Linked DNA regions of Homo sapiens: regions 1 and 3 are each linked to region 2. A link is a loop called in an ENCODE intact Hi-C map of the cell type or tissue named here. Cell type or tissue: IMR-90. All regions are shown on one strand. Links, peaks and the distances in the headings refer to the core of each region. The heading gives the core; the rest is flanking DNA. Region 1 overlaps UQCC1 (ubiquinol-cytochrome c reductase complex assembly factor 1). Region 2 overlaps UQCC1 (ubiquinol-cytochrome c reductase complex assembly factor 1). Region 3 overlaps UQCC1 (ubiquinol-cytochrome c reductase complex assembly factor 1).

What was found. Peaks named below come from ENCODE experiments on the same cell type or tissue, not always from the same donor. Only the 100,000 strongest peaks of a DNase experiment are listed, where the experiment ranks them.
Region 1: it touches region 2 in a loop (2.5-fold over the local background); 3 of 110 quality-filtered maps call a loop at or near these places.
Region 3: it touches region 2 in a loop (11-fold over the local background); 3 of 110 quality-filtered maps call a loop at or near these places.

The regions. Positions count from the first base shown.
Region 1 is chr20:35,364,640-35,375,130 of GRCh38, reverse strand. UQCC1 (ubiquinol-cytochrome c reductase complex assembly factor 1) reads left to right here. Exons shown (of 10, transcript NM_018244.5): 5 at 875-947; 6 at 8,517-8,574. Among named protein-coding and RNA genes, the nearest start is that of UQCC1, 42 kb to the left of the region's middle. In IMR-90, for the core only: no CTCF peak of the experiment used is centred there; a DNase peak (open chromatin) is centred at 5,080.
Region 2 is chr20:35,297,779-35,308,269 of GRCh38, reverse strand. It overlaps UQCC1 (ubiquinol-cytochrome c reductase complex assembly factor 1), which reads left to right. Exons shown (of 10, transcript NM_018244.5): 9 at 1,491-1,604; 10 at 4,201-5,692. The coding sequence ends at 4,335. Among named protein-coding and RNA genes, the nearest start is that of FAM83C, 11 kb to the right of the region's middle. RefSeq lists enhancers at 2,270-2,564, 1,657-2,856, 3,148-3,968. In IMR-90, for the core only: a CTCF peak has its summit at 4,266 (motif pointing left); DNase peaks (open chromatin) are centred at 2,399, 4,249 and 5,479; H3K27ac peaks cover 3,612 bases.
Region 3 is chr20:35,387,428-35,397,918 of GRCh38, reverse strand. UQCC1 (ubiquinol-cytochrome c reductase complex assembly factor 1) reads left to right here. Exons shown (of 10, transcript NM_018244.5): 2 at 3,723-3,827. Among named protein-coding and RNA genes, the nearest start is that of UQCC1, 19 kb to the left of the region's middle. In IMR-90, for the core only: no CTCF peak of the experiment used is centred there; no DNase peak of the experiment used is centred there.

The DNA of each region.
Region 1 (10,491 bases), core at 2,871-7,870, 66 kb before region 2:
TCCCTGTTGTTATAAGAAAAAATAAGCTTCTAGAAGCCTTGTTGAAGTGCTCATTTATTTAGTTATATCCTTAATGAAATGTTTTGAAAGTCCTTAAAATACCTGTTCCTAGAGTGCTGAGTTGGTCTTCAGACCCATAAGTCAACTCTTAAATAATTTATTTTTAGATTTATTTTTATTAAGGCATAATTTATATACAGTGTAATATAAAAATCTTAAGTATACAGCTCAGTGAAAAAATTAAAACCACCACTCATATCAAAAGCCTAAGAGAATTCCTAGTGCTTTGGGAATAGTAAAAGTTTGATTCTTATATTGTATTTTACAGTCATTAGAAACCCTTATTTACAGACACAGTGTTAATCAGCAAACTATAAAATTAAAGATCTGGAAAAAAGATACCGCTTACTCCATCCCCCGAGATTTATAGAATAGATAGTAGTGCCTCTGAGGAAAGATTAAAGGCTTGAGGGTTTTTGTATATTTCTTTGATTTTGGCCAGAAGAATGTGTACTTTTTTACTATAAAGGATTTCAGATTCTAAAGAGTTAATGTGGATAATGCTGAACAGTGATTTAGAGGCACAAATGTGGTGAAGTAGGTTGGAATTAAATGAGAGATTTCATTTAAATATTGGAAAAGCCTTTCTGAGGTTTTCATGCTAAAGTCCTAAAATATGAAAATTGTGTGAAGTCTGTATGAATGGCTAAGCTCTAAGAAAACAAAAAAAATTTATATTGGTTTAAATTACCTAGAGAGTGGTTTGGACCCTTCCTTCTAGTTGAAGAAATATAAGATTTTGTGACCCATGTCTAATGGAAGTAGAACATCCACTTGGTCATGTCTTGAGTTTGGTTTTATTCTCTTTGTCTAGAAGATTAAGATTGCGGCCCTGCGCATGTATACTAGCTGTGTGGAGAAAACTGACTTCGAGGAATTCTTTCTAAGTAAGTTATTGTTTGATAGTACTGAAAAGGAGAACAAATCTACATTTCATTTTTATGGTTGTGTTTTAATAGGATAGGTTTTTTTAGTCCCTAGTGAAACAGTTTTTCCTGCACAAAGCATATAATCCAAACTGTCTATTTGTCTCTTTAAAAAACTTCTTGTATATATTTCTTTAGAGACAAGGGTCTTGCTGTGTTGCCCGGGCTGGCCTAAAACTCCTGGGCTCAAGCAGTCCTACCACCTCAGCCTCCTGAATAGTAGCTGGGACTAAAAGCACATGGCACTGTACCCAGCTGCTTTTCTTTTTTAATAGAGTAAACAGAGAGCAAAAGGATCCTATAAATAAAACATTTTGCTTATTTTGAAAAAACAAACAAACTGTACTTTGACATTATCTCCCTTGTCCACACATGCATCTTTTTACATAAGAGTATTCATATCATAGTAAACATATTCTGTTTTACAGTCTGGATGGTTTTTTTTTTTTTTTTTTTTGAGATGGAGTCTTGCTCTATTAGCCCAGGCCGGAGTGCAGTGGTACGATCTTGGCTCAGTGTAACCTCCACCTCTCCACCTCCCAGGTTCAAGCAATTTTCCTGCCTCGGCCTCCCGAATAGCTGGGATTACAGGCATGTGCCACCATACCCAGCTAATTTTTGTATTTTTAGTTGACATGGGGTTTCACCATGTTGGCTAGGCTGGTCTCAAACTCCTGACCTCACGTGATCCGCCCTCCTTGGCCTCCCAAAATGCTGGGATTACAGGCGTGAGCCACTGTGCCTGGCCCATTCTGGATGTTTTACTTAGCATTTTGACATGGACGTTTGGCCAGCTATTCCTGTTTTTAATTTTTAATTGTTTTAATTAATCCTGGATTAATTATGATTTTTCTCATGTTAAAAGACTATTGGGTCAAAAGGCATATATAATTTTATTATGTATATCTCATTGATAAATTGCTTTCCAAAAGGGTTTTGCTGGTTTAGACTGTCAGAAGCAGTTGATTGTTATCACAGTATTAATTTTGATGCTGTAAACAGTTATATTATTAACAAAGTTAATTAAAGCAGGTACTTGTAATTGGGAGAGATTAAATCATTTCCAGTTCCACAGGTTTTGGAAGGAAATGTATGCTGTGTACTTCTGTGGTAATAGTCACATCCTCAAAGCAGCATACACCTAACTGTATACATTTGAGATTTTTCTCTAGCAGCAAATATTTGTATATAATTGTGTTCACAACAATGAAGAAAGCTGGGTGCAGTTTTGGTTATTTAATAACTATTTTTTTGTTGCATCGTGTTTTTTGAGACTTGCTTTGAGTCTTGCTCTATTGCCCAGATTGGAGTGGAGTGGTGCCATCTTGGCTCACTGCTACCTCCACCTCCCAGTTTCAAGTGATTCTTGTTCCTCAGCCTCCTGAGTAGCTGGGACTACAGGTGCACGCCACCATGCCCAGCTAAGTTTTGTATTTTTTTTAGTAGAGACAGGGTTTGGCTATGTTGGCCAGGCTGGTCTCAAACTCTTGGCCTCACATGATCCACCTGCCTTAGTCTCCCAACCCAAAGTTCCGGATTACAGGCGTGAGCCATGGGACCTGGCCTATTTTGGTTTTTAAAAATCAAATAAATACAAATCATTTTATTTTACTGTCTCAGCAGATTGACACCAAAAACTGAAATACCATACTGAATTATAATTCCAATTTAGTGTTCACCTTTCCTTTCTTCTTTATTCATAACCTGGAAAGAATATTTTCCTGCTTCTTTGTTAGTCTAGGATAAGTTAGTCCAAAAGGAAAAAATATTTTTTCTCTATCTGATGAAGCTATTAATATTAGAAACTGCTTTTTTTCTTTTTCTTTTTTTTTTTTTGAGACAGAATCTCAATCTGTCACCCAGGCTGGACTGCAGTGGTGTGATCTCGGCTCACTGCAACCTCTGCCTCCCGGATTCAAGCAATTCTGCCTCAGCCTCCCAAGTAGCTGGGATTACAGGCATGTGCTACCATGCCCGGCTAATTTTTTTGTACTTTTAGTAGAGACGAGGTTTCACCATATTGGCCAGGCTGGTCTCGAACTCCTGACCTTGTGATCCACCCACCTCGACCTCCCAAAGTGCTGGGATTACAGGCGTGAGCCACCACACCCGGCCTCTTTTTCTTTTTTTTAAGAGATGATCTTGCTCTGTCACCTAGGCTGGAATCAGTGGCTCTAGCCCTTTTACTGCATCCTTTTACTCCTGGGCTCAAGCAACCCTCCCACCTCAGCCTCCTGAGTCGCTGGGACTACAAAGACATGCCATTATGCCTGGGTCATTTTTTTATTTTTATTTTTTGTAGAGACAGGGTCTCACTATGTTGCCCAGGCTGGTCTTGAACTCCTGGTCTTAGGCCTTAAGTGATCCTGCCTCAGCTTCCTGAAGTGCAGGGATTACAGGCATAAGCCACCATGCCCAGCCTGTTTTTTTTTTTTTTTTTTTTTTCTTTAAGTGCCTTCTTGAATCCATGTGTGAAGTATTTTTCATCAGGTCTTTTTAAAACCTCATCCTCAGGCTGGGCGCGGTGGCTCACGCCTGTAATCCCAGCACTTTGGGAGTCTGAAGTGGGTGAATCACTTGAGGTCAGGAGTTTGAGACCAGCCAGGCCAACATGGTGAAACCCCCACCCTCTACTAAAAATTAGCTGGGCATGGTGGTGGGTGCCTCTAATCCCAGCTACTCGGGAGGCCAAGGCAGGAGAATCACTTGAACCCGGGAGGCAGAGGTTGCAGTGAGTCGAGATCACACCACTGCACTCCAGCCTGGGCGACAGAGCAAGACTCCATCTCAAAAAAAAAAACAAAAAAAACCCTCATCCTCAGATGTCTATTTAATGTCTATTTTATATTTGATTCAATAAATAACTCAGAAATTTCTTAGAATTATTTTGAAAGGATGTTTACTAGATAACTTTGTCTTGGCCAGCTGTTCATTATTGAAGGTTCTTCAGTTAATATTGTAGTATTGAATAATAAGACTTTTTACGTATTTAACATATCATGTTTCAATTCATAGCCTGGTGTAAACTACTTATAAAACTTAAGAAAAGTTTATAAATAACTGTTTTATACTATTAGCTCATATAGTATGGTTTTATATTTGTCTCATTTAGGAGTTACAAAATATTGTGGGCTAGGAAGGGCTTGTATTACTGTTTTCATTTTGTTTTATTTTGTTTTCAGAAACAGTTGAGGCTCAAAGGGGCTAAGTGACTCACCCAGGGTTGCCTAGCCAAGCCTTGAACCTGTGTTGTCTGGTTTAAAATCCAGGGATTTCTCCACTATAACATATTGTCTGTGAATGAGTGTAATTGCAAATTAGAAAATGTAATTCATTTTAATATTTTTTGTATTTTGTTATATTTAAATGCAAACTACCTCTGTGAGATTTTCTATTAGTATTGGAAACTGATGTTTATACTAATTATAGTGTGAATCTATTGGTGAGCTTTGTCTTAGCTTAGTCTTTGAAGTAGTTACCTAGGGAGAAAGTAAATTTTTTAGTAACGCTACTCTTCAGGTTTTCTGAGACTCAATTTGAGAATTTCCTTTTGAGACCTATAGCATGTTCATTTTTATTACATTCTGTTGTGGCCCATCTTTGTCATTTGTGGGTAGATTAAGTTTTCATATCAAACCAAAGTGCTTCCAAACTGTGGCTAGTGAATAAAAAGGGAACAAATCTGGAATATACCTTCTGGATGCAGAAGATGACAAATATCTTTCAAATAATTACACTGACTTTCCTGTGGCTTGGATTCTAAAGAGTAGGCCAGACAGGTTTGAAATAAGAGAAAGGGGCTGGGTGCAGTGGCTCACACGTGTAATCCCAGCAGTTTGGGAAGCCAAGGCAGGAGGATCCCTTGAGCTGAGGAGTTCAAGACCAGCCTGGGCAGAAAAAAAAAAAAAAAGAAACAAGAGAAAGCAGTATATATATATTGCTTCCCAAGATTGTACTTTTTAAAGTGGTCATTGCTCACTTGGACTTGTGGTATTTTAGGGCTTAACTTTTGGAGTCCTGAGAATTCAGCAGCCCGCTGTTTCTTAGATATTTTGAGGATGTCTTTTGTCTGAGCATGTTGCACTGATGAGTACACTGCGGTTTGCTGACTGGTCTTTTAGAGATGTTTGCTGTGAAGAGCACTTTGGAGCAGAGGTGGTCAATCAGTAGAGCTCCTGTTGAATTCCACAGTGTTGTCTGCAGACTGCTTTGTCTTTAACCCTTAAGAGACTGGAGGCCTTGGAGAGGAGGCTCCTTAATGAATACATTCTGAGTCTGTGGTTGAGGTTTATCACTGATACAATCTGAAATAATTAGTGGGGTTTTTCAAAGATAATTTCAATTCTACTATTTAAATAATTTGCTGAAAACCAACAATAGTGAATATTTATTGAGTACCTACTAACTTAATACTAACCATTTTGCTAAACATTTTATAGGCCTTATCTCATTCTCACAAAAATCTTACAAGGTCAGTTATCTTGTTTTTCTCATTTTTACAGAGAAGAAAATTGAGTAATTTTACCCAGTGTCACATAGTGAGTGAGAGGTAGAGTCAAAGAATTGAATCAGGCAGTCTGACCCCACATTAAATGTACAACTGTGTTATGCTGCCACCCCATAACAGTAATGAACTATTTAATTGTATCCAACTTGATGTCAAGAAAGAAAGTGCCTAGCTTCAGAAACTAAAGCACTGAATGTGCATTGGAGCAAGAGTGTGATCATGGCAAAATACTACAGCAGGTTTTAACTTTGAAGTGTTTAAATGCATTTCATTGAACTAAAGAATCTGCTGTATTTTTGCATAGTTCACAGTCAACAGTCAATGGTGTTACTTTTTAGGGCTTTACCCTGTGGGTTTCTGTTCTGACACCAGTGTGTATAGGGACTCAATCATATGCCAGCACTTTTCCCACCCTCAGCCCTGAGGTGACCCCAGAAGGGGAAATGGTGACCCAAGTCCAGCTGCTGGCCTGTCTGTCTGTGCTTTCCAGCCCAAGAACTGATTCCCTCTCTGAGAAAATTGGAAAGGCTCCTGGAGGCTGCTGAGAAGCTTTGATGTAGAGGTAGCAATTGAACAGATTGTCCTTTAGAAGCAGCCAAATTTCATTTTCCAGATTGAAAGACAGACTTCCAAGAAAATTTTTCTTTTTAATGTTTTGTTCTAGCATCCAAAAAAGACCCAACTTCAGATCCGGGCTTCAGAGTTTCTCAGGGCTATTCTTGTCTAGGTGGAGGGTGGTTGGCCCATTCTCAGATGGCATGTGTCTTAATAGCTGTATGGCTGGCCAGGCCAGCCTTCAGCTCCCTCCTGCTGGGCTCTGAGAGGAAGTCGACTTGACAGCTGCTAGGCACCTCCCAGTAAGCTCACCAAAGTATTTTGGTGTCACTTTGTGACAGACTTGGATTCAAACTGCAGCCCTGCCACTAGCTTGTTAATATTGTGGCTGCCCACACGTTACTTAGTTTGAGTCTGTTTCCTCATCTCTAAAATGAGGATTATAATGCTTCCCTCCAGGGTTAAAGTGAGGATTGAGTGAGATAATGTATTGACATGGCTTGCAGTAGATCTGGTATGCAGATGGGCCCTTAGTGAGTTAGTTTCTGATAGTGGTATTAGAGAGGCTGTTAGAGCAGGATTAAGAACACAGTGTTTGGAATCAAGTAGATCTGAATTTGATCTCAGGTGTCTCTTTTCATAGCTGTATGACCTTGAACAGCAATTGTCTTGGTCTCTCTGAGTCAGTTTTCTTACCTGTCAATTTGGGATAATATCAATGCCTACCTCAGGGTTATTGGGAGGATTCATTGAGCTCATGGATGTAAAGAACCCAGTAGAACATCTGGCACATAGTAAGCCCGCAGTGAATTACAGCTCTTTATTATTGGTGCTGTTAATGTACCTCATGGGGGTCCGGGCCTATGTGTTATCTCCTAGTGTCCCCTCTTTGTTATCATTTAGTACATCATGTACCTTGATGGTTGCTGAAAAGCAGAGGATAGCGCTTCTTTCTTGAGTCATTGCCCCAAAGGACAGATTCTACCATAAGGGCCCAAATTCCCCACTTATTCTCTTTTTGCATCTTCCTCTTGCTCTGGCTTTTCTCCCTGTTATGTAATAAGGCGGGCACATTCAGTGGGAGACCCCTCATCCAGCAGGAGGCTTTTCTTAGCTGAGTGAGAATTGAGAGGCTTTGATGTCTGAGCACAGAACTAATTTGTGGGATCTGAAACCAAGGAGAAGCCCTTCCCAGTTTTGTCATTTCTGGGGGGGTGATGAACAGCCTTTCAGTAAGTACAATATGCTTTCTTATTCAGCTGCAGCTCCCTAGAGCCCTGATTTTTTTCGCCTGATCTTTTCTTTTTCTTTTTTCTTATTTTTGAGACAGGGTCTTGCTGTGTCACTCAGGCGTGAGTACAGTTAAATGATCTTGGCTCACTGTAACCTCTACCTCCCTGGCTCAAGTGATCATTCCACCTCAGCCTCCCAAGTAACTGGGACTATAGGTGCATGCCACCATGCCTAGCTAATGTTTGTAGTTTTTTGTAGAGATGGGGTCTCACTATGTTTCCCAGGCTGGTCTCAAACTCCTGGGCTCAAGCAATCCACCCACCTCAGCCTCCCTAAGTGCTGGGATTACAAGTGTGAGCCACTGCACCCAGCTCCTGGTCATTTCTTTTGGGCAAATCATTTAGCACACCCATATCCATAGCACATTGGGTACCTTAGAGAAAGAAGACAGGAAAAGGATACTAGAAAGACTTAAGCTTCTCAGTGGAGCCCAACTGAAAAAAGTAAGGGAGTGTTTGCCTAGCTTTTCAGAATTCAAGCCCATGGAGGGAAAATACTGTAGAAGCACACGGAAGCTGGAAGGAACCATAGAAATCATCTAGGCCACATTCTGCAAAGTGAGAAAACCAAGACTCAAAGGGGAGAAGTGATTTGTCCAAGGCCACATAACAAGCTGGTAACAGGGCTGGAACTAGAAGGCTGGTGGTCTGACTAAATTCAATGGGTTGTTTTTTTGTTTGTTTTTTTTTTTTTTTTTAGACAGAGTCTCACTCTATTGCCCAGGCTGGAGTGCAGTGACGTGATCTTGGCTCACTGCAACCTCCGCCTCCCAGGTTCAAGTAATTCTCCTGCCACAGCCTCTTCAGTAGCTGGGATTACAGGCGCCCACCACCACGCCTGGTTAATTTTTGTATTTTTAGTAGAGATGGGGTTTCGCCATGTTGGCCAGGCTGGTCTTGATCTCCTGACCTGAGGTGATCTGCCCACCTCGGCCTCCCAAAGTGCTGGAATTACAGGCATGAGCCACCGCATCCATCCTTTTTTTTTCTTTTACTCCTGGCGTGCTATGATTCAAAGTTCTTTTATCCTGTGGTCTCGCCCTATTGTTCTACTGGACTTTTCTGCAATAGCATAATCAGAGAGCACCATAAGTGCCGTGCCTGCCAATATTTAATATATGGTCAATATGCTTCCTTTAAACCCTCACATACTTATACCTTATTGTTATTTTCTAGGGTGTCAGATGCCTGATACATTCAATTCATGGTTTCTTATAACCCTACTCCACGTCTGGTAAGTGAGCAATTTAAATGAAGTCACCAAATGTATTTTTTTAAACACTGCTGACTTGTAAGGTATAGCCTTCAGGAGGGCTGATTATATGAAATGGCAGTTGTTCAGGTGTTAAAAACTGTTCCTTTCATTTTAATAACTGGTGTCTTGAAGCACATTTTTATTAAAGGTCAAAGCATAAGCCCAGAAGGAAACTAATATTTGTAGGATTTTTTCAGAGAACACCTAACCCAGTGAACAATGCTATCAGTATCTCTTAACACACTCTATGAGCTTGGATGGAAAGTTTTCTCTCCCTTGGCTGTTTTAGGAAAGTTCACATTTACGTAAAAGTGGTTTGAATTGTGAGAATCCGTGGTCATTTTCATTGCTGGTCATCAGAAACCTATAACAAATTATAGCACTGACATTTACGCCTGTACCTCTAAAATGTGCATACAAGTTAGCTTCATGCCAGGTTTGTTGCATGTAAAAATATTTAACACCTTAAACAGTATATTTTTTCTTCAGCTGTGAAATAAGTAGCCAAAAAAAATCAATTTTTCATCTAATGTTACACAGTATTAAAGGTCAGAAGGATATAGGAGAGTCGTTGAAGTCAGGGGCTGGGGAATGTATTTATTGAACTGCCAGATCTTGGGAAAGTAAATTCTGGAGAACTAAGTTTACTACTTTGACCATAGTGAGTATCTGAGGAACATGGGAATGGCTGCCCTGTCAAAAGGACCCTTGTTTGAGACTGCCTTCAGCTGAACCTTTGCATCATACAACTGACTACTATATACTTTTTGGTTTTGATCACCTCTGAAATGTTTCTTCCTCTGTACTCACACAGTTACACTGAGTTTGGCTTAGGGGCCTAAGGTGGCAGTTTATTTTATGCTTTTTTTTTTTTTTTTTTAGACATAGTCTCACTGTGCTGCCTAGGCTGAAGTGCAGTGGTGCAGTTGTGGCTCACTACAACCTCCGTCTCCCAGGTTCAAGTGATTCTTGTGCCTCAGCCCTCCGAGTAGCTGGGATTACAGGAGCCCACCACCACGCCCATATGATTTTTTTGTATTTTTAGTAGAGACAGGGTTTCACCATCTTGGCCAGGCTGGTCTCAATCTCCTGACCTCAAGTGATCCACCTACCTCGGCTTCCCAAAGTGCTGAGATTACAGGCGTGAGCCACCGTGCCCAGCCTATGCTATCTTTTTCTAAGCAGTAGTTTAGTAAGTGCACACCATATCCTGGGCACTTTGTGGGAACTAGGGAATAGTTCTCAAGAAGCTCACAGTCTAGTGAGGGAGATAAGATGTGTAAAATGGTCAATTATAAATCAGAATGCCTAAGTTATATAATAAATATGAGTAAGAAGTACTTATAGGATCACAAAGGAAGCTGCAACTATCAAAACCCTTATACTTCTACCTGTTAGTTCTTTGAAATGTGCCACGCATCAGGTAGCTTAAAAGGCACACTGCCTGCCATCTTGTTGTCTGAATGGTGAAGGGTAAGGCATAGCGTTCAGGGAAGGAAGCTGCATATATTGAAGGGAAAAAGTGCTTTTTTAGGAGAGGAGGACTGTAGAGGTGGCACTGTAAAATTACTCACTGGAAAGGTGGGAGGGTTGCAAGAAGGCTAGGGGAACTCAAAGATAATATTCAGAACCTGTATGAAAGACTCTTTATTGCCCATATAGCTAGAGGTATCAGTGTTAGAGGGAGTGGATGGCAAAATAAAATAAAATATATAATCCCTGTGACCACATCCCAAGGTCAATACCTGACTAACAGCAGATGGGAGAACCTTGAAACTACTTATAGTTCTTTAAAGTTTCCAAACTGTGCCTGCTTAATCTTCCTTGCTGAGGTTGGTTTAATTTCTGAGGAGTAGGGTGTACCACCCCCAGTTCAATTGAGAGAGGGAAGCTGTC
Region 2 (10,491 bases), core at 2,051-7,050:
GCCATTGTGCCAGGACAGTCCTAAGCTGTGGAACCGTAAGGAGGGTTTATCAGAGAGCATTTGGAACAGGTGGAATGTTTTTCTACCAAACTGTCAGCACCCCATACTGGACATGGCCCTTGTTGGCAGCAGGCCTGGAGCCAGACCTCACATACCACAATGCCCAAGAGGACAGACCACAATAAAATGTCGAATAAAGTGATCCTGGGTCTTTGGGTAATGTTTACCACTTACAGAGCCATTCATGGCCAGTATCTCTTAATTCTCACAGCAACTCTGTGGGATAGGTATTATTAGGCTTGTTTGACTCATGAAAAACTGAGGCTCAGGAATGGCTAATAGCTTCTTAAAGGCCGCATGGCCATCAAGTGACACAGCTGGCATTCGAACTCTGTGCTCTGGCTCCCAGACCCCACGGTTTTGACTGTATCCCCGCTGTCTGCCAAAGCATGCTCCTAATCTTTGTATCCAACAGATTACACTTAACAAATAGTTCAAGAATGCTATAAGTAGAGCAGGTAACTTCATCTGTTTTGAAGAAGTAGAAGATTGAGACTTTGGTTTAGTCAGCTGCCACCATCACTGATCTTGGCAGAGGTGGAATTAGGACTTGATCTCCCTTCTAACTCCAAGTCAGCACATCGATTCCACACACTACCTTGGCACCTGGACAGAGCAACTTCTCAGGGCCTGTTCCATCAGCCACCTTCACCCCAGGAAGCAAGACTCTCAGCCCTCCCTCCTCTAGAGGTCCAAGCTAGAAAATGTCCTTAGCTGGTGGCTGGGGCTCTTATTTTGCTCTGTAATCTTTAAGCTTCCCAACAGAAGTCTCCTCTGCCAAAAGAGGCAGCGTTAGGCACACACACACATGCAAGCTCTGAGCCTGGCCCTCTGTGGCCCCAGCAATCCTGCTGAACATCCTGTTCCCCTACTTAGGGAGAGGCTGGGCCCAGAGTTGGGTAAGAGTGAAGACAAGGTAGCTGGCTCCCTTCCCCCAAGGACCAGTTGCCTTGCCTTGGTCCTTGGACCAAGCAAGAAGGCACAGTCCATGCCCACCTCCATTCCTGGGAGAAACATACATTCACAATATTCCCAGCCCGTGCCCTGTGGACAGCAGGGGGAGCATTGCTGCTATGGACAGCAGGGGGAGCATTGCTGCTACTGTTTCTCTTCTCAGCCTCTCAAGTGTTGCCTGGGCCAGGCGCAGTACGGAGTACTGCCTGAGTCCCAGCTCTGCATCACCTAACTGGTGGCTTGGCCCCTCTGGACCCCCTGTTCTCCCTCTGTATGTAATAAAATGAAGGGATTGGGCCAGATACCCTTGTAAGACCCCTTCCACCTCTACTGTGTGACTGCCCCATTTTCCTCTTGTGCGTGGAGGGCCCTTCTGAGCTGATTCCATGGTTGCTAGCATGTTCATAGTATCCCCACCGTCTGTGTCCTGGCTCTGTGGATCCCTCAGGAGACCACTGCTGTGCTGTATGTTCCAGGGGATCCTTTCAGATGATCATGGGCTGGCCGCTGCCCTCTGGAGAACCTTCTTCAACCGGAAATGTGAAGACCCTCGACATCTTGAATTGCTGGTAGAGTATGTGAGGAAACAGGTGAGTGACCCTTTCCCTCCCCTCCCAAGTCCTGGCAACAGTGGGTCCTCCTCTTGGGCTTTCAGGGGATCATGAGAGGTGGAGTTACCAAGGACCAGCCTGAGAGAATTCTGACCAGATCACATCAGCACTAGACGCTGAAGAAGGAGCGCCTTCTGTATGTCCAACCATGAACTGGGCCAGGGAGCGGGAAATGGGAAGAGAGAGAGAAAGAGGCATCGAGTAGTCTCCTGCCCTCAGGAACTTTGAGTCATTCATTCACTGTGCACCTCATTGCCTACTGTGCGCCCAGTGCTATGCTAGCAGCTGGGCCCACAGAGTCCTGGCAGATATGAGCACGTGGTGTAGTAGCAGCTGCCCACTGTGGACCCCTTCTCTACCCACTTGGATTTGTTTCCTGCTCCTGACTTCCAGCAAAACTGGGCAGCAGGCAGCATTTCACAGACAGCCTCTTCCTGCTAGATGCTCTCCACAGTCAAGTAGAGTCCCCCCACTTCAGTTTCTCACCCCTCTGGCTCCCCAGGGCTCCCCGACATCAAAGCTTCTACGAGAAAGCTCCGCAGTGGGGGCTGCTTACCCACATAGCTGTCCTCAAGCCCCGGGGAATTAATTCCTTGACCTCCCTGCCCTCAGATCCTGTATTGATGGGAAACTCATACTTGATAGATGAGTGAGCTGACTGGCAGCGAAGAGGACATAGAGGCTCTTCCAGGGCCTCCCAGTGAGTCAGCCTGCACAGCTGCCCTAGGGCCCCAAGCTGTGTGATTCATGTGACCACTGAGGCCTCAGCTGCCTCAGACAGCTCAGGCTGTGCCATGAGTCACACCTTTGCTTCATGGCCTGGCCCCTGGAGCTGAAGGGGTGTCACGCCACAGTTACTCTCTTGTTCACTTGTATTCATGGTCTTCAACAACCAGGAAAGGCAAGGCTGGACTTCAGCTCTTGAGAAGACAGGGCCCATAGGACTAGCTTGTTAACTGCTGGAAAAACCACATACTGGGGCTCTGCAGACCCACAGGGTAGAGAATCCCAGGAGCCAGGACTTCTGTTTGACCACTCTTCAAATCTGCTAGAGCCAGGGAGAGGGCACGGCATGGCCAGAGGGCCCCACTCACAGAGAATTCTGATACTCTGTTGACTGGACTCACCCTCAGACGGGAGTAGCAATTCGCAAAGCAAATGCTGTGTTTTCTGAGAGACCTGCCCAACATTTCCATCTGCCATGGTGGGCTTGTGCCAGAAGCCCCAACAAGACACACTGGGACTTCTCCGAGGGCCCTCTAGGAAGGGGCTGCCACAACCATTGTCCCTACAAGAGGTCCCATGTGGCCCCAGTGAGAGGCAGTGGAAAAACCGTGAAGGGGTTCTTGGGAAAGCAGGGAGCTTTGGTGGGGACCCAGTTCTATCAGCAAACCTTTTGAGCACCTGCTGCTCCATGTACTCTTGGGAAAGCAACGATTAATAAGACCCAGTCCTGCCCTCGAGGAGCCAGCTCATGGTTTGGTGAGGAAGCCCAGGCACACGGCTAACCCTGGAGTAAGCCAGCCTGTTATGTGATACAGGGAGGGCAGAGTGCTGAAGGCCGGGAAAGGAAGAGCAGGAGCTGGGCCTTGAGCAGACTGTTTGGTGTGGCCGATGGCCCAAGAGCCAACCAGAGGTTCTGTTGAGATTTTCAACCCAGGAGGTGGGCAGAGGGGTGGCACTGGGGGCAGAAATGGAGTCACTGTAAGGGAGGAGTGGGCTTTAGGGAAGAGATGGCAGGGCAGGTGGGAATCCAGAGCCAAGACACGTGCGAGAGGCTGGGGTTGAGTTCAAGCGTCAGCAGCTGGAAGCGGAAGCAACCAGAGTGGTGGATTCTTGGAAGGGGGAATGACCTAAAGCCTAAGATGAAGTCTCCTGGCCCTGCAGCAGTGGCTTCTCTGGATGATGACCATTTTAATGGCAGAGCTGTCTGCCCCTACTGTCCTAGAGAGGTGATACTGGGGCCCACTGACCAGGGGCCCACTAGAGGACAACAGAGGCATACATATGTTTAAAGCGTGAGTGCCTAGCACTGCATATATGCATATTGTTGAATCTCTTCATGTGTCCTGTGAGGTACCTGTTTCTATCCCCTCTCTCAAGACAAGGGAACTTAAATCTCAGAGAGGGGAAGCTGCCACCCTGGGTAGCAGCACTGGGAAGGGACAGAATCAGGACTCTCACCCAGCAGTGCTGGGGTGGACAGCATGGCTGTGTGCGCTGCAAGCCCTGACTTCCTGGCCTGCAGGAGCTGTCTAGGGAGGGCGTGTAGGGGAGACGTGTCCTTGGGAGGTGTGTGTCTGTCTCCATTCAGAGGTGTGATAGGGAATTCCCTAACTGCCCCCGCCACCCAGCTCCCCAGTGACTGCTTTCTCTGAACCACCTTAGTGAAATTATCTAGGAGATCAGAGACGGCTTGGCCTGGGACGGCTTGGTCTGGGACCTGGGATGGTCAGAAGCCCCCCTCATGCCCCGTCCCCTTCCTTCCTCTCCTCTGGGAGGCTGGTTCCTGACGCTGGCTCCTCACCTCTGCCCTGCCTCTGTCGCTTCCTCCTTCCCCCTCCCCTGGTTGCAGATACAGTACCTGGACTCCATGAACGGGGAGGATCTGCTTCTGACAGGGGAGGTGAGCTGGCGCCCTCTAGTGGAGAAGAATCCTCAGAGCATCCTGAAGCCCCATTCTCCGACTTACAACGACGAGGGACTTTGATGGGCTGGGCCCTCCGCACGGCCCGCCAGCTGGCTTCGAGGAACCTCCAGGAGAGAAGTGCCTGTTGGTCCAGGACCCTGCAGAAAGTGGCCTGAACTGACCTCTGAACAGCATCTGTCAAATACCTGGCCCCATTTGTGTTGAGTTTCCTCTTAGTGTGCCCAGGAGTCTGATCTGCTGGGGTACAGGGCTGGGAGAACCCCTAGCTCTCCCGGGGTGTCCTCTCCCTTAGGGGAAGCCCCGAGTGAGAGTCCCCCAGCACACACTCCCCAACCCCCTCCAGCAACTACATGTGACTGATAGCTTTTCCCAAAGGCCAAGGAAGGGATGGTGTAGGTTCAAAAGGGAAACCCCCCAGGGCCTGCTGTGGCCTAGGAGCAGATTGTAATGCTGCCGAGTCCGGTCGGTGACCACGCGTTGTCCCTCGGCTTTCAGCCATGGGGTTGAGTTGGCCATTAAAAGAAACAGAGACTTCTCTCTGCCATGGCCCTTCTTTATTCCAGGGACTTAGAAACTTGCCTGAGATGGTGGACGCAGTAATGAGGGCACCGCGCAGCTCAGTTAGAGACGGAGAAAGGGAAGAGGCTGGGATGGTCTCTGCTGCTCTTGCCTCTAGTTCATGGAGATGTGTCTCTGTTCAGGCCAAGATACAGCCAGCCAGGCCTGTCGTCTGGGACCCAGGAGGCCTCTGATGACCAAGGGCTTTCACATCCTAAGTCATTTGGAAGGAGGCCTTGAGAACAAAGTCACCTTTGTCACTCCCAGTGAACTGAATGAGGAACATGCTGTCTCCTGTCTTGGCCTCCCCTTTCATGAGATACTGGGGAGAAGAGAACATTCCTCCTGGCTTAGTTGTAGCAGACCCAGACCTGTGCCCAGCTTTGGTCCCCCTTCCCAACTTCTGAAGCACGTGCTGCAGAGCCACCTTGGTCTGAGCACCTGAGGACCAGCCCCTCCTCCCTCAGTGCGGGTCATCTCTTGGGGGATTTTCTTAAAGTGAAGAAAGGGGGTGGGGAACCATATTGCCCCTCCCTCCCCCATCAAACTTCCTTCATTTAACTTGCTATAAAATGAGTCATATAAAGAAACTCTATATGGGTGAGGTATATCCCACTTCTGTGAAAACATTACAAATCAAACCGCTTCTCTCAGTTTATTTAAGATGCTTTTGTTGCGAGCGGAGCTCTAGAGTGAAGCCTCCTGTGTGTGTGTGAGATAATAACACCTTGTAACTCATTACAGCTGGGCACTATTTACATAAACCAGAGCTGAGCCAGGCAGGAATTTGCTGATTAATTTATTTTTAATGGAGTGAAGTATACCATGCACCAAAATAAACTTTACTGTGTGTACCTAACTGCTCCTGGAATGGATGGAAAAATTAATGGAACAGATTTTGGCTCCCAACTCTACACATTAATTCATATATAAAAGTTATTTGAGCTTTAACCCATTTGCTGCCCAGGGTAGCTCCCCAGCCACAGATCCCAGCTCATGGCACCAGTTCAGCTACCGGGCTTGCTTTAGAATCCTGGAAGCTCAGATTTGGAAGGAACTTGAAAGGTCATTTGGTCCAGCCCTGGTCCAGAACCTGACTCCCCTTCTTAGCATCCCAGTCAGCCAGTGTTCATGCAGGCCCTGGGTGAGTCCCTCCAGCATCTGATGGTCCCTGCCTACAGAGCTAGTCCTGTCTGCTCAGGAGTTTGTCGTCGTGCAACACAGCAACTTGCAGTATGGAGCTGCCTTTGAAGGAGCCAGATTGGATCTATCGTGTCTGATGTTGGTGAGCCCTCACTTCTTGGCCATCAGCACCTTTCCCTGACTCTGCCAATCCCCCTCCCCTTAAGATCTATTCCAGGTTCCTTGGAGGCTACCCTTATTCTTGGTTTGGCCACTGCCTCCATTCCTGTTTTTATGAGTCTACCCATCTCTTCTCTGAGCACACTGAACCTCTTGGGGTTACCTGGAGAGATCATGCTATGTGTCCTCTACCTAGAACCTTTGTCCCTCCCTCTCCTGTCCCCTCCAGGTACAGTCACGATATCCGTGCTGCTCCCCACGTGGTTCTCTGCTCTGGAGCACTTACCTTTTTATTTATGTAGAGACAGTTTCTCACTATGTTGATCCTCCCACCTTGCCCTCCCAAAGTGCTAGGATTATAGGCATAAGCCTCCACACCTAGCCCTGGTAACACTTACCTTACCATGTTAAAATGATTTTTTTACCCACCTCCTACACTGTACTGTGAGCTGCCTCAGCGTGGAGTGGACACTGTGTTTGTGTTGGTCACTGTTGTTTTTCCAGTGCTCAGCCAAATGCCTGATTCATGATCAGCATCAGTGTATACTTGGATAAATGAAAGAATGAATGTGTGACTAAATCACCAAGTGTTATCAATACAACCCCAACCAAAAAGCCCCCTTCTGGACCATTCTCAGTGTGACCCATACAGTTTCACTTATTTTAGCGACTTAATATTGAGCACTCCCTTTGGTCTTAGCATAGGAACCAAAATGGAAAGTTCTTTCCATAGCTAAATGCTTTTCTAGTGTAACTCATTATTGTACAAAACAAGTGAAGGACACAATTTCTTGCCTTCAGGGAGACTGCTCTGTAGGAATGATTTTGTCATTTATTAATATTTGTATTCTGTATTCTTCCAGAAAAGATCACAGCAGATTAAGAGACACAGTTTGTAATAAAATTGTAGGCTGGGTGCAGTGGCTCATGCCTGTAATCCTAACACTTTGGGAGGCCGAAGTGGGCGGATTGGTTGAGTCCAGGAGTTCAAGACCAGCCTGGGCAATACAGTGAGACCCTGTCTCTACAAAAAGTTAGCTGGGTGTGGTGACATGAGCCTGTAGTCCCAGCTACTCAGGAGACTGAGGTAGGAGGATCACCTGAGCCCAGGAGGTGGGGGTTGCAGTGAGCTGAGATCATGCCACCACACTCCAGCCTGGGCAACAGAGTGAGACCCTGTCTCAAAAAAAAAAAAATCCTTAAAGTTTGAAAGATCAGATCCAGGTATTGGGAGGGAAAAAGAGGGAAAATAATTATGTTGGAAAACCTGGACTGCTAATGAGCAACTTTCATATGACTTTTTTAAAATTTTATAAAATACTGTAAATGCATTGTCTCACAACAATCAGGTAAAACAGGTATTGCCCTCATCATTTTTATTATCCCTTTAACACAAGTGAGGGGACTGAAGCTTAGAGGGGCCTAGAGAAAGAGTGATCGAGGATAAGAAGGGGCCAAGAGTGCTCCAGCCCACGACAGACCCTGGGGACCCTGCTTTGTCCCCATGTCACCCTGCCTCCCTCCCCCAGGTCAGCCAGGAGATTTGCAATTGAGTATGAGACCTTGCTCTGAGCTTCCTGGTCAAAGGTGGAAAATGGAAAGCCCTAAGGTTGTAGAGTTCCCATTGTCACATAAAAGGAAGTACACTTACTCATCAGAAGAAACATATGTCTTCCTTACTCTTCAGAGAAGACTGTATTATAGAGGTTTTCAAATGAGAAACACTGAACAGTACCCCTAAGATTGATGTTTTACCTAAAAATTTGAAAAAAGAAATCATCGCTATTTCTTCCGATGAGAAATAGCAATGCTGTACGACAAGACGGGGTGAATCTTAAACTGAGGTTGAAGCCCAGGCCGCACTTCAGCCAGCATCTTTTGAGTTTTCCCTCCATGCCAGGCTTGCTTGGTATTTTCACTTGTCACCTCACTCGCCGCCTTGCAGGTGAGGATTCTTAAGCTCATATTCCAGGAGGGGAATGCCCAGATGTACCCTGTATGGTGGCTCTGACCCAGTCCACCGCTTCAGGCTGTGAAGAGTGAGGCTTAAGGAGGTAGGAAAACGGGAATTGAGGACTAGCTGTCCAGTTGAAGGCACAGAACAGGAAGCTCTTCAGACTGCAGCAACTGTTGAGTTAGCTGCTAAGGGAAGGAAGGGTTGCAGAGATCAGGTGGGACCATGAGTAGGGGTAGCACAGATCACACATCAGCTGCCAGGCAGCAGGAAGCCACTGTGCGCATTCTTGGTAAAGACTGGGGCATGATGGCAGTGGAGAGACAGTGGTACCAGGATGGATTGGCTCTGTCAGGAAGGGAGTTTAGCCATCTGGGCTTGAGATGCCGGGGGTGACAGATGGAATTCAAAGGGAAGCTCAAACCCCAGAGACATTTCCGAGAAAAAACTCATCAGGACTTGAGGCCTAATGTGGAGCCTGAAGAGAGTGCAGTCACAGAACTCACTGGGGCCCAGAGATGGTGACGTCTGGCAGAAGATCCTCTTTGGAGGAGAAGAATCCTCTCTGTGTTGTGTTTTTTCTTTTTCTTTTTCTTTTTCGAGATGAAGTTTTGCTGCTGTTGCCCAGGCTGGAGTGCAGTGGTGTGATCTCGGCTCACTGCAGCCTCCGCCTCCCAGGTTCAAGGGATCCTCCTGCCTCAACCTCCCTAGTAGCTAGGATTACAGGTGCCCGCCACCAAGCCCTGCTAAATTTTTTTGTATTTTTAGTAGAGACAGGGTTTCACCATGTTGGCTAGGCTGGTCTCGAACTCCTGACCTCAGGTGATCTACCTGCCTCAGCCTCCCAAAGTGCTGGGATTAGAGGTGTGAGCCACCGCGCCCGGCCATGTGTTGTGTTTTTTCAAGTGAAACTTACAGCACCCTATGAGCTGGGCAGGGCAGGGATTGCTGCACCCATGATGCAATAGGGAAATAGGCGCACTGAGAAGAATCTGCTTGCTGGTGCAAGGTGACCCTGCAGCAAAGCTGAACAGTCATTTTTTCTGGGTTCCACTCCATTGCTTTTGGTGCACCTTGGTTGCATCTGTGGGGAGCCAGTCTGGTGGCAGATGGACTTCAGATGCTAGAGATGCTCCAGGGAGGGCAAGGGCATGGGGGAGGAAGGACCTTGGCGAACCTCAGGATGGACCTCAGGGACGAAGGATGTTGGCTTTGTCTTGGGTATAGAGATCCTGAAGTTGATGAGCTCCCGGAGGTGAGGGCAGCCCCGAGACTGGGTTGGGAGTGCAAGGAGCATTCACAGGAGGTGGCGGGAAGAGCAGGCACCAGTGCAGAAGGTAGACTGGACCCAGGGAAGAGGAGAGCTTCCAGAAGGAGACTCGGAGCAGCATGCTGAGAAGAGATGGAGGGATACTGGGAGGAGGCGGAAGAGGGGGTGAAACAAGGGGGTTTGCAGGAACGTGCTGAAGATGTATTTGGGGGCAGGAAGCACCCTGATGAGCTAAGCACTTAGTGGAGTAGGGAACTTCCCATGAGTGTTAGGGACTCCGATGAGATCCCTCTGGAAATGGAAGCCTGATCTTGAGAACAAGGGCCTGGCTTTGGAGGTGGTGAAGGGAATCCTTTCCTGAGACCAGCGATTAGGAGGACTGATAGGGGGAAAAGGAGTTTCTGAGGAGAGGGCTAAGGGGGAAGGGAGAGCTCATGCCAGCTGGTCTCGATCTAGAGTTTATCAGCTATGGGGGTGGAGTGGGAGGGAAGTGGAGCTGGCAGGGGTGTTCGAACGCTTCCCCTGGGAGCAGCCCTCCTGTACCTATTGCTCTGGTTCCCACTTCTAGTCTGTCCACTGCACCTACCATGCCTCACCCACCCTATCCACTGGGCTTGGCCTTAGAGAGGGGGAGGCCAGACCTCAGGCCCCTGGCCCCGACCCTCCCCGCTCCCCCATCAGGTTCTCTGTAGCTTCCAGGGGACTTCCCTGGAGTGACGTTGGTGAGCCTAGGACCCAGACCCTGACCAGGCCACGGGCTCCCCTTTTCCGTGTGGAGGGGAGAACAAGGAGAAAAGATCCTGGAGACCCTGGCTGGGGAATTTCCAGGAAGGGACCTCCAAGCACCAACCCGTGGCGTCAACAAGTGATGGACTACAGCGGTAGCGCCGGAAGCACCTGGAGACCTCCCGCCCAGCCAGCGCGTTGGACGGGGGAGGCTGAGGCCCTGCCAGGCCTCACTGCAGGTTTCAGTCAGGAACCAGCACCCACGGGCCTGGGCTGGGTGCTCTTACTTTTTTTCTCTCCCTGTGGCCAGGAACAGCATTCACCTCACACTTGGGAGAGGGCCCGCCACTGCGCTGTGCCTTGCTTGAAGGGGCGGGAGGTGGGGCCATGGCTCGTCTGAGGTTCT
Region 3 (10,491 bases), core at 2,163-7,162, 90 kb before region 2:
GTTCCTCATAATTGCTATCAGGAAACTGAATGTCACAGAGGTTAAATTACTTGTAAAGATAATGTTAGAGTAGCTGAATTTAAACTAGAATCTTTGACTCCTAGTACAATTGTCCCCAAGTATCCCTGGTCCTTTGGTTCCAGGACCTCCCTCGGATAGCAAAATCCGTGGATGCTCAAGTCCTTGATACAAAGTGGCATAGTATTTGCATATAACCTATATATATTCCCCCATGTACTTTAAATAATCTCTAGATTACTTACATTTAATACAATATAGGTGCTATGTAAATAGTTGTTATACTGTATTATTTAGGGAGTAGTGACGAGAAAAAAAAAGTCTACATGTTTAGTATGGCATGTTTTTTTCCTGATTTTTTTTTCTTTTTTCTTTTTTTTTTTTTTTGAGACAGTCTCGCTCTGTCACCCAGGCTGGAGTGCAGTGGCGTGATCTTGGCTCACTGCCAGCTCCGCCTCCCGGGTTCATGCCATTCTCCTACCTCAGCCTCCTGAGTAGCTGGGATTACAGGCGCCCACCACCACGCCTGGCTAATTTTTTTGTATTTTTAGTAGAGAAGGGGTTTCACTGTGTTAGCCACGATGGTCTCGATCTCCTGACCTCGTGATCCGCCAGCCTCGGCCTCCCAAAGTGCTGGGATTACAGATGTGAGCTACCGCGCCCGGCCTGATTTTTCTTTTTTTTTTTTTCTTTTTTTTTTGAGACAGAGTCTCCCTCTCTATCGCCCAGGCTGGAGTGCAGTGGCACAATCTCTGCTCACTTGCAACCTTTGCCTCCTGGGTTCAAGTGATTCTCGTGCCTCAGCCTCCAGAGTAGCTGGGACTACAGGTACACGCCACCATGCCCGGTATTTTTTTCCTGAATATTTTAATCTGTGGGTGGCTGAATCCATGGATGCAGAACCCATGGCTGTGGAGGGCTGACTGTGTTATACATTATGCTTGGCAAAGGATTTTCAAGCAATTTATGTATCTGGTCCTCATTATGGCCCTATAAGGTCTACAGGTCAAGTGAAGAAAACCCTCAGATCCCTAGAGTTGGTTCCTAAAATTAAGATTTCCAGTGCTGTGTACATGGCTATCATTTATACAGTGGAATGTATTTCAGGTTCATAAAATAAAGCAGACTTCTTATTTAGCAAGAGAGAGCTATCCCTTTCTCCAGCCTAGCCTCTCACTTTGGCCAAGAGACCTTTCTGAAGTGAGCTTCATGTTAGAGGGAAAACGTGAATCTCAGTTTTAGCTTGAACAGCCATTTAATCTCTCTTGTCTTGGAAATCAAGTTGCCCACGTGTGTTTTCCCACTGCAAAACTTCTACCCTAGTTTCCTCCTCCTTTTGGGGATGATGATGATCTCAGCATTGCTTACTATAAAGGGATTCTATGAAGATCAGGTAAGTAAGTCAGTGTTTATGAAAACACATTGTAAGCCAGGCACAGCTATGCAAGCCTTTAGTCCCAGCTACTTGGGAGGCTGAGGTGGGAGGATCACTTGAGCCCAGGCATCAGGCATTTGAGGCTGTAGTGTGCAATGTTAGCACCATGACTAGGCACTGGACTCCAGCCTGGGGAATGTAGTGAGACCCTGTCTCTTAAAAAAAAAAAAAAAAAAAAAAAGGCCAGGCACAGTGGCTCACATCTGTAATCCCAGCATTTTGGGAGTCCGAGGTAGGTAGATCACTTAAGGTCAGCAGTTTAAGACCAGCCTGGTCAACATGGTGAAACCCTGTCTCTACTAAAAATACAGAAATTAGCCCTATGTGGTGGCTCATGCCTGTAGTCCCAGCCACTTGGGAGTCTGAGGCGTAAGAATCGCTTGAACCCAGGAGGTGGAAATTGCAATGAGCTGGGATCATGGCCCTGCATTCCAGCCTGGGTGACAGAGCGAGACTCAGCCTCAAAAAAAAAAAAAAAAAAAAAAGACATTGCAAACCGTAATTTGAATTATAATCTAATCATAAAATGCCAGAAGTCTGCTTATTTTGTTTCTCTTCCCAGAGGGAGCCCGTGCCCACTGCTTGAGTCACCTATTACCAGAATTATTTTAGTCTGTGGAATCAGTAGTAGGCAGTGGTTTATCTTATCCTTGGAGAAATGAGCATGTGGAGGCTTGGTCTTGGTCCCATTTTGGAAGTTCTTCATTCATGTGATACCCCATTCTGGCAGGATTTTTAAACTTAGGTACTAAAGGCCAGATCTGGAATGGTCCTGAGTGTAGTTGCTTCTGTCCCTGTGGAATTAGAGTGTGCCACCCTCCTGGCCTGTGGCTGCAACCCAGATATGATATTGTGAGAGAAGAAATATATATTTGGTCTTTATCCCTGGTTCCTGGCACAGAGCTCTTGAAACCCTTGCAGAGTGATTGGGGTGAGAGGAATGGTTTTTTTTTTATTTATTTATAATAAGCCCCTTTCAACCATACATGAGTTTATGGGTTTTTTTTTGTATAGCTGGGGGTCTCGCTTTGTTGCCCAGGCTGGTTTCGACCTCCTGGCTTCAAGTAATCCTGCTTCAGCCTCTCAAAAGTGCTGAGATAATAGGAGTGAAGGCATGAGCTGCTATGACCGGCAGTGAGTTTATGTTAATAAGGTGACTCTTGGAGGGTAGAGGCTGGTTGCTAGAGGAACAAATATGTGTGTAGAAGGTTGGAACTTGTAGCTTCTCCCACTCCTCCCTGACTTTTGGAAGGGGAGAGGGGCTGGAGATTGAGCTGATCACCAGTGATCAGTGATAATCAATCATGTCTACGTAATGAAGCCTCCATAGAAATCCCTGGGTTTGGAGAGCTTCTAGGTTAGTAAACACATCAAAGTGTAGGGAGGGTGGCACACCCGGAGAGCAAGCTCCCACCCCGTACCCTGTCTTTTGCATCGCTTCCATTTGGCTGTTCCTGAGGTGTATCCCTTATAATAAACTGATAAAAGTAAGTGAAGTGCCTCCCCGAGTTGAGCCATGCTAGCAAATTATTGAATCTGAGGAGGCAGCTGTGGGAACCCCCAATGTATGGACAAGTTGGACAAAAGTGTGAGTAACCTGGGGACCCACTACTTGTGATGGGAGTCTGAAGTGGGGGACAGTCCTGTTGGATGGTGCTGTGAGGTCTCTGCTAACTCCAGGCAGTTAGTTTAAGAATTAAGTTAAATTGTAGGACACCCAGTTGGTGTCTGCAGAGAACTAGAGAATTGCTTGGTATGGAGACCCCTTGCCCCTGCACATTTGGTATCAGAAGTGGAGTGTTGAGTATAGAAAAAAGAGTTTTTCATCTTTACCGGAAGTTCTCTGAACTCTGTCATTTAGAATTTTTGTGGAGGCTTATTGTTGGCATGATTGATTAAATCACTGGGTACCAGTGATTGGCTCAGTCTCTAATCCCTCTCCTCTCCTGGAGGTGGGGATGCCTTGAGGAGTTGGGGCTGAGTTCCAACCCTCTACTCCTGTGGTAGGTTTCTCTGGCAACCAGCCTCCATCCTGCATGAATCACCTCATTAGCATAAACTCAGGTATGGTTGAAAGGGGCTTATTATGAGTTACAGACACCCCCCTCACTCAGAAATTCCAAGGGTTTTAGGAGCTCTGTGCCAGGAACTAGAGATGAAGGCCAAATATATATTTCTAATTATATTACAGTATCACAGGTACACTCTTTGCCTTCCATGTAGGGAGTATGATTTAGATTCCTGACAGATTATTATTTTCTTTCTTTAGAGGAACCAGACTAGCATTTCTCAGTGGGTTCCAGTATGCAGCCGATTGATACCTGTGTCTCCTACCCAAGGACAGGGGGACAGGGCTCTGTCTCGCACTTCCCAGGTAAGATTTGTTGTTCTTTTGCTTAGTATGAAAACCTTAGTGTTTATGTGCAAATGTCATGTATTTATAGATTAGCCAACCAAATTGTGTGATGGAAAAACCTCATGAGACCACTCTGGGTCTCTGTGGTGCCAACTTAGGACTGATTCCTAAAGTATGGTGTCTAGGGCGTTGCTTCTAAATACCCTAGCAGTGGAACTTAGCCTAGGATACCATGCTACAGTCTGATGATTTTTACTGTTAGGGAATTTTTCCAGATATTCATCTCCGAGTTAACCTTTTTCAATTTTCTTTTTGTGGCCATCTTGTGCTACTTTTATTTGGGCGTGATAATTATTTCTTTTTCCTTTATATGAATATAAAATCCAAGAAACAATTATTTGAGGTATTCATTTACCATTGACCACCTAATCATTATAATGTAGTTTACCTTGGACCTTGTGTCCCTCCTGATTTTTGTTAATAATACAAATAATTTAGTAATAAGGGAAATAAATCATCTATGACTTCAAATCTGAAAACGTCAGTATTTTATCTCTGCTGGTTCTTTTTCAGCCTGTGTGTGTGTGTGTGTGTGTGTGTGTGTGTTTGTGTGTGTTTGTGTGTGTGTGTGTGTGTATGTATATGTAATGTTATTCCTGAAGTACCCTAACAAATGTCCACAGAAGTTTATATTCTGGTACCTTTTCACTTATTAGAGTGGACATTATTCATATTGTTTTGATAGACTTTGTAATTAAAAATTTAATGACCATATAATATTTTATTTACTTAGCCTTTGATATGAAAATCATTTCCTTTTTTTTGCCATTATAAGCTTTAATTTTCTTACCATTGTCTTAGCACATATTTTTTCTTACTTTTAATTACTTATTAATAATTCCTAGGAAGGCATACCTTGGGTCAGAGTATGAACAGTTTGCCTCTTCAAAAGGTTGTTTTAATTTATGCTGCCACCAGCAATGTATGTATAAGTAGTTTTTCATTATTACCTCTCTCAAGTTGAGTTTTTTTTAACTTAAATAAATTGGGTAAGAAATGTTACCTTGTTTTACCTTGTATTTCTTTGTTTAGCTCTCAGGGTTATGTATTTTTTCTGTATTGATCAGTTGTTTTTCAGTTTGTGAAAATTGTATGCTTATGGCATTTCTCCATTCATCTATTGGGAACTCATTTTTCTTACCAATTTATGATTTTTATCTGTAGTCATTAACTTTCTTTTTCGTATTCGATGCAATTAAAAATATGTTTGCTATATGTAATTATATATATTATATAATTTATGTAACATATATAATCTACTTAAAAATTCCCTCCAATTAATGTGTAAGCCCTGCCCTTCTGAGGACATCTTGCTTTTTTCTTGTATTTCCTGGTCTTTTCACTATGCCTGGCACAGAGTAGTCACTAAGTATATGTTGAATGAATGGAGAATATGCCTGTGCAGAAGAGGCGTCTACTTTGGGTAGTTATGCAGGTATTTCTTTTCAGAGCTTGGGCTGTGTTCTGTTACTTTTTGTACAAATTTTTAATAGTATTTGTTATTTGTATGTGTGTAGATGGTAGGGGAAAATAACTCATTATATGAATCTCTGACTTGTGCCCTACTCTTTGGGTCAGTAAACGTTTCTTGAGCACCTAATAAGTACCGGGTACTGTATTAGGCTCTGGGACAACATTATAGCAAAGCATTTATGTAAATAACTGAGGGTGGTTTATCTCATGCTGACCAGATGTAATTTTAGTCATTGTAAATCAACTGGACCTTTTGTCGTATCGACTGTAACTTACTGGAGTATCTTCCTATCTTTGAGGTCCCCTGGTTGGAAACTTCTGCTTCAGAATGGCATCCTCAGGTACATGTCTCACAGGGAGGAAGATTTGGCTCAGAATGAGAAAGAGTTTTGTTAATTAGAATTGTGCATAATGGGATGTGTGAGCTGCGTTTTCACATAGTAAATTTACTCTTACTGGAAATATTCAGGCAGTGGTAGGATGAATGTATGTCAAGGGCCTGACATAAAGGAATCCTTCCTTCGATGAGTGGTAGTATCAGGTATCTGTAAGGTAATGTCCAGTGCTGTAATCCTATTATTGTTTTCAAAGAGCTAGAGACATACTTTCAGCTTTGTCTTAATTAGCCTCTTGAAGTTCTGTCTACTTAAAAATATTTTTTAAATTTTGAAATAATTTTAGACTTATGTAAGAGTTGTAAAAGTAGTAGCATTCCCAAATAGCCTTCATCTGGCTTCCCCTAATGTTAACCTCTTACATAACCATGGTGCAATTACTGAAACCAGGAAATTAACATTGAAATAATACTATTAATTAGTCTATTTGTTCCAATTTTGTCAATTTTTTTTTTTATGAATGTCCTTTTTTGATCTGCGATAACAAATCCAGTTGTCATATATTCTTAGTCGTCTCCAATCTGTTAAATTTTCATTTTTTTTTTTTTAAGACAGAGTCCCACTCTGTCGTCCAGGGTGGATGACACTATCTTGGCAGTGGCACTATCTTGCTCACTGCAACCTCCACCTCCTGGGTTCAAGCGATCCTCCCACCTCAGCCTCCCAAGTAGCTGGGATTACAAGTATGTGCCATGACACCTGGCTGATTTTTGTATTTTTAGTAGAGACGGGGTTTCACCATTTGGTGAACAGGCTGGTCTCAAACTCCTGACCTCAAGTGATCCACCCCTGTGGGCCTCCCCAAGTGCTGGGAATATAGGTATGAGCCACTGTGTCTGGTCACATTTTCTTATTCTTTTTCTTCTCAAGATTTAGACACTTTTGAAGAGTACTAGTCAGTTATTTGTAGAATGTTTCTCAATTTGAGTTTGTGTAATATTTTCTTTTCTTTTTTCTTTATTTTCTTTTATTTTTTATTCATTTTTTTGAGACAGAGTCTTGCTCTGTCACCCATGCTAGAGTGCAGTGGTGCGATCTTGGCTCACTGCAACCTCTGCCTCCTGTTCAAGTGATTGTCTTGCCTCAGCCTCCCCAGTAACTGGGATTGCAGGTGCCCGCCACCACACCCAGCTACTTTTTGTATTTTTAGTAGAGAAGGGGTTTTGCCACGTTGGCCAGGCTGGTCTTGAACTCCTGATCCGAGGTGATCCGCCCACCTCGACCTCTCAAAGTGCTGGGATTATAGGTGTGAGCTACCACCTATAATATAGAAAGCCCGGCCTTTCTAATATTTTCTTATAATGAGATTGAGGTTATGCATTTTTGGCAAAAATGATGTTATTCCCTTCTCAGTGCATCATATCAGGGGATACATAATGCTAGTAGGTCTTATAACTTTGGCCACTTGGTTAAATTGGTGTTTGTCAGGTTCCTGAACTCTAAAGTTAGTATTTTCCCTTTGTAATTAGTATCTTGTCAGGAGATACTTGGAGACTGTGCAGATACCCATTTCACATTATACTTTTGCTTACTAATTTTAGCAGTCATTGGTGGTTTTTTTTAATGATATGTTAACATTAAATTTATTGTCATAACCATTATAAGTGTACAGTTCAGTAATGTTAATTTAAGCATATTCACATTGTTTTGCAACAGATCTCTATAAACTTTTTCATCTTGCAAAACTCTATGCTAAACACTAATTCTCTCCCCACCCTGCTTTTCTACTTTCTGTTTCTATGATTTTTTTTTTTTTTTTTGAGACGGAGTTTCACTCTGTCGCCCAGGCTGGAATGCAGTGGTGCAATCTCAGCTCACTGCAACCTCCGCCTCCCAGGTTCAAGCATTTCTGCCTCAGCCTCCTGAGTAGCTGGGATTACAGGTGCTCACCACCACGCCTGGCTAATTTTTGTATTTTTAGTAGAGACGGGGTTTCACTGTGTTGGCCAGGCTGGTCTCAAACTCCTGACCTCGAGTGATCTGCCCGCCTCAGCCTCCCAAAGCACTGGGATTACAGGCATGAGCCATCACCCTGGCCTTGTTTCTGTGATTTTGACTACTTTAGGATACTTCATGTGAGTGGACTCATACAGTTTTTGTTCTTTTATAACTGGCACATGCTTATTTCACTTAGCATAATGTCCTCAAGGTTCATCTATGTTGTAGCACATGACAGGATTTCCTTCTTTTTTTAAGGCTGCGTACTCTTCTATTGTATATTTTCTTTATCCATTTGGATCAATGGACATTTGGGTTCCTTCTGTCTCTTGCACACATTATTGTGAATAATGCTGCAGTGAATGTCAGTGTACAAATATCTTAGAGATCCTGCTTTGAATTCTTTTGGATATATACCCAGAATTAGGATTGATGGATTATATGATAATTGCATTGATGGTTCTTCACTGCAGTGATCATTATTGTGGTGTTTGTCTAATGATTTTTTATTTCCATCATTCCTACATTTATTAACTGGAACTCTGTTGTAAGAAAGAGCTGTCACTTCTTCCCCATTTATTTATTTATTCAATTATTTATTTATACCAGTATGAGCTCATGGATATTTATTTTCTTCTGAGTTATAATTCATTTTCTTTTCTTTTCTTTTCTTTTTTTTTTGAGACGGAGTCTCACTCTCTCACTCAGGCTGGAGTGCAGTGGCGAGATCTTGGCTCACTGCAACCTCCGCCTCCCGGGTTCAAGTGATTCTCCTGCCTCAGCCTCCTGAATAGCTTGATTACAGGTGCGAGCTCACCACGCCCAGCTAATTTTTGTATTTTTAGTAGAGATGGGGTTTCACCGTGTTGGCCAGGATGGCCTTCATCTCCTGACCTTGTGATCTATGCGCCTCGGTCTCCCAAAGAGAGGTGCAAATTATAAGCACCCGGCTTATAATTCATTTTCCAATTAGTTATTTTGTTGATTAGATTGTCCCAGCTTGGGCTATTGGGAACGCCTTTCTACATGCCCCCCATCATTTTTTGAATACTCTCTTAATTGCTGGCACCACAAGATGTTTCAGGTTCATGCTGTATTTTCTTTGCCCTGGCCCTAGATTCAAACATTACTCCAAGGAGTCCTGATTTTATTTTTTTATTTTTTTTATTTTTTATTTTTAGATGGAGTCTCACTCTGTTGCCCAGGTGGGAGTGCAGTGGTGCGATCTTGGCTCACTGCAACCTCCACCTCCCAGGTTCAAGTGACTGTCCTGCCTCAGCCTCCCGAGTAGCTGGGGACTACAGGCGCACACACCACGCCCAGCTAATTTTTATATTTTTTAGTAGAGAAGGGGTTTCACCATGTTGGCCAGGTTAGCCTTGAACTCCTGACCTCAGGTGATCCTCCCGCCTCAGCCTCCCAAAGTATTGGGATTACAGGCATGAGCCACCGCACCCAGCCCCGATTCCTTCTATTGGAGAGCAGTATTTAGAAATCAAGATCTGGGTATTAAGTGTGCATGAGCCTGTGTTGTTGAACTCTACTCAGACTTTTGAAGGCAGCTTGATATAGCGGACAGAACATAGCTTTGAGTATATATCCTAGTCTTTAATGAACTTTACTTCTTTGAGCCTTTGTGTTCTAATTTCTAAAACAGGAAAAAATAGTCCGGGCACAGTGGCTCATGCCTGTAATCTCAGCACTTCTGGAGGCCAAGGTGGGAGGATTGTTTGAGGCCAGGAATTTGAGACCAGCCTGAGTAACATAGCAAGACCCTATCTCTACAAAAAATCCGGAATAGCTGGATCTCTGTGTTCCCAGGTACTCAGGAGGCTGAGGCAGGAGGATCCCTTGAGTCTGGGGGGGTCAAAGTTGCAGTGACCCATGACCACACCACTGTACTCCAGCCTGGGTGACAGAGCAAGACCCTGTCTCAAAAAAAAAGAAAAAAAGAAATAGAAGGGGCAGGTGTGGTGGCTCATGCCTGTAATACCAGCACTTTGGGAGGCTAAGGTGGGCTGATCACTTGAGGTCAGGAGTTTGAGACCAGGGTGGCCAATGTGGTCAAACCCTGTCTCTACTAAAAAAATAAAAAAATTAGCTGGCGTGGTGGCACACGTCTGTAATCCCAGCTATTTGGGAGGCTGAGGCAGGAGAGTTGCTTGAACCCAGGAGGTGGAGGTTGTAGTGAGCCGAGATCATGCCACCGCATTCCAGCCTGGGCACAGCGAGACTCCGTCTCAAAAAAAAAAAAAATAGGAAAATATACTTTATAAGATTGTTGTGAGATAACATAAGTAAAACACCAAGCATGTAGGTAGGTACTAGACATACAGGAGATCTTCAGTAAGTTGCAATTGCTATTTTTGTTGCTATTTATGTTCCTGTTGCTTGGGAAAGTTTTCTCCTCACTGTATGAAATGAAACTTAAAAAAAAAAAAAAAAGTTGTCCTAAAATTACCTTTACCAAATTGCAACCTCTCCCTTTGTCTTAGTTTCCTCATCTGTGAAGTGAAAAGGTTGGACCAGAATATCTCTGAGATTTCTTCCAGCTCAAGTGTTGTTATTCTGAGTTACTCTTTAGTTCTTCAGTTGCCTTTTCTCCAAGCTAAACAGCCTAAATTCCTTTTGACCTTTCCACTAGGACCTTTTATTCATCCCTTTGATCATTCCTGTGGTTCTTTTTTTGGACGTTCTCCAAAGTTGTCCTCTTTGAAAAAAAAAAAAAATCCACCTAGTTTTTATTGAGTAATGACTTCATGCCCAGAATGGTGTTGAGTATTGGGACAGAAAATGACAGACATATAAGATGGGCT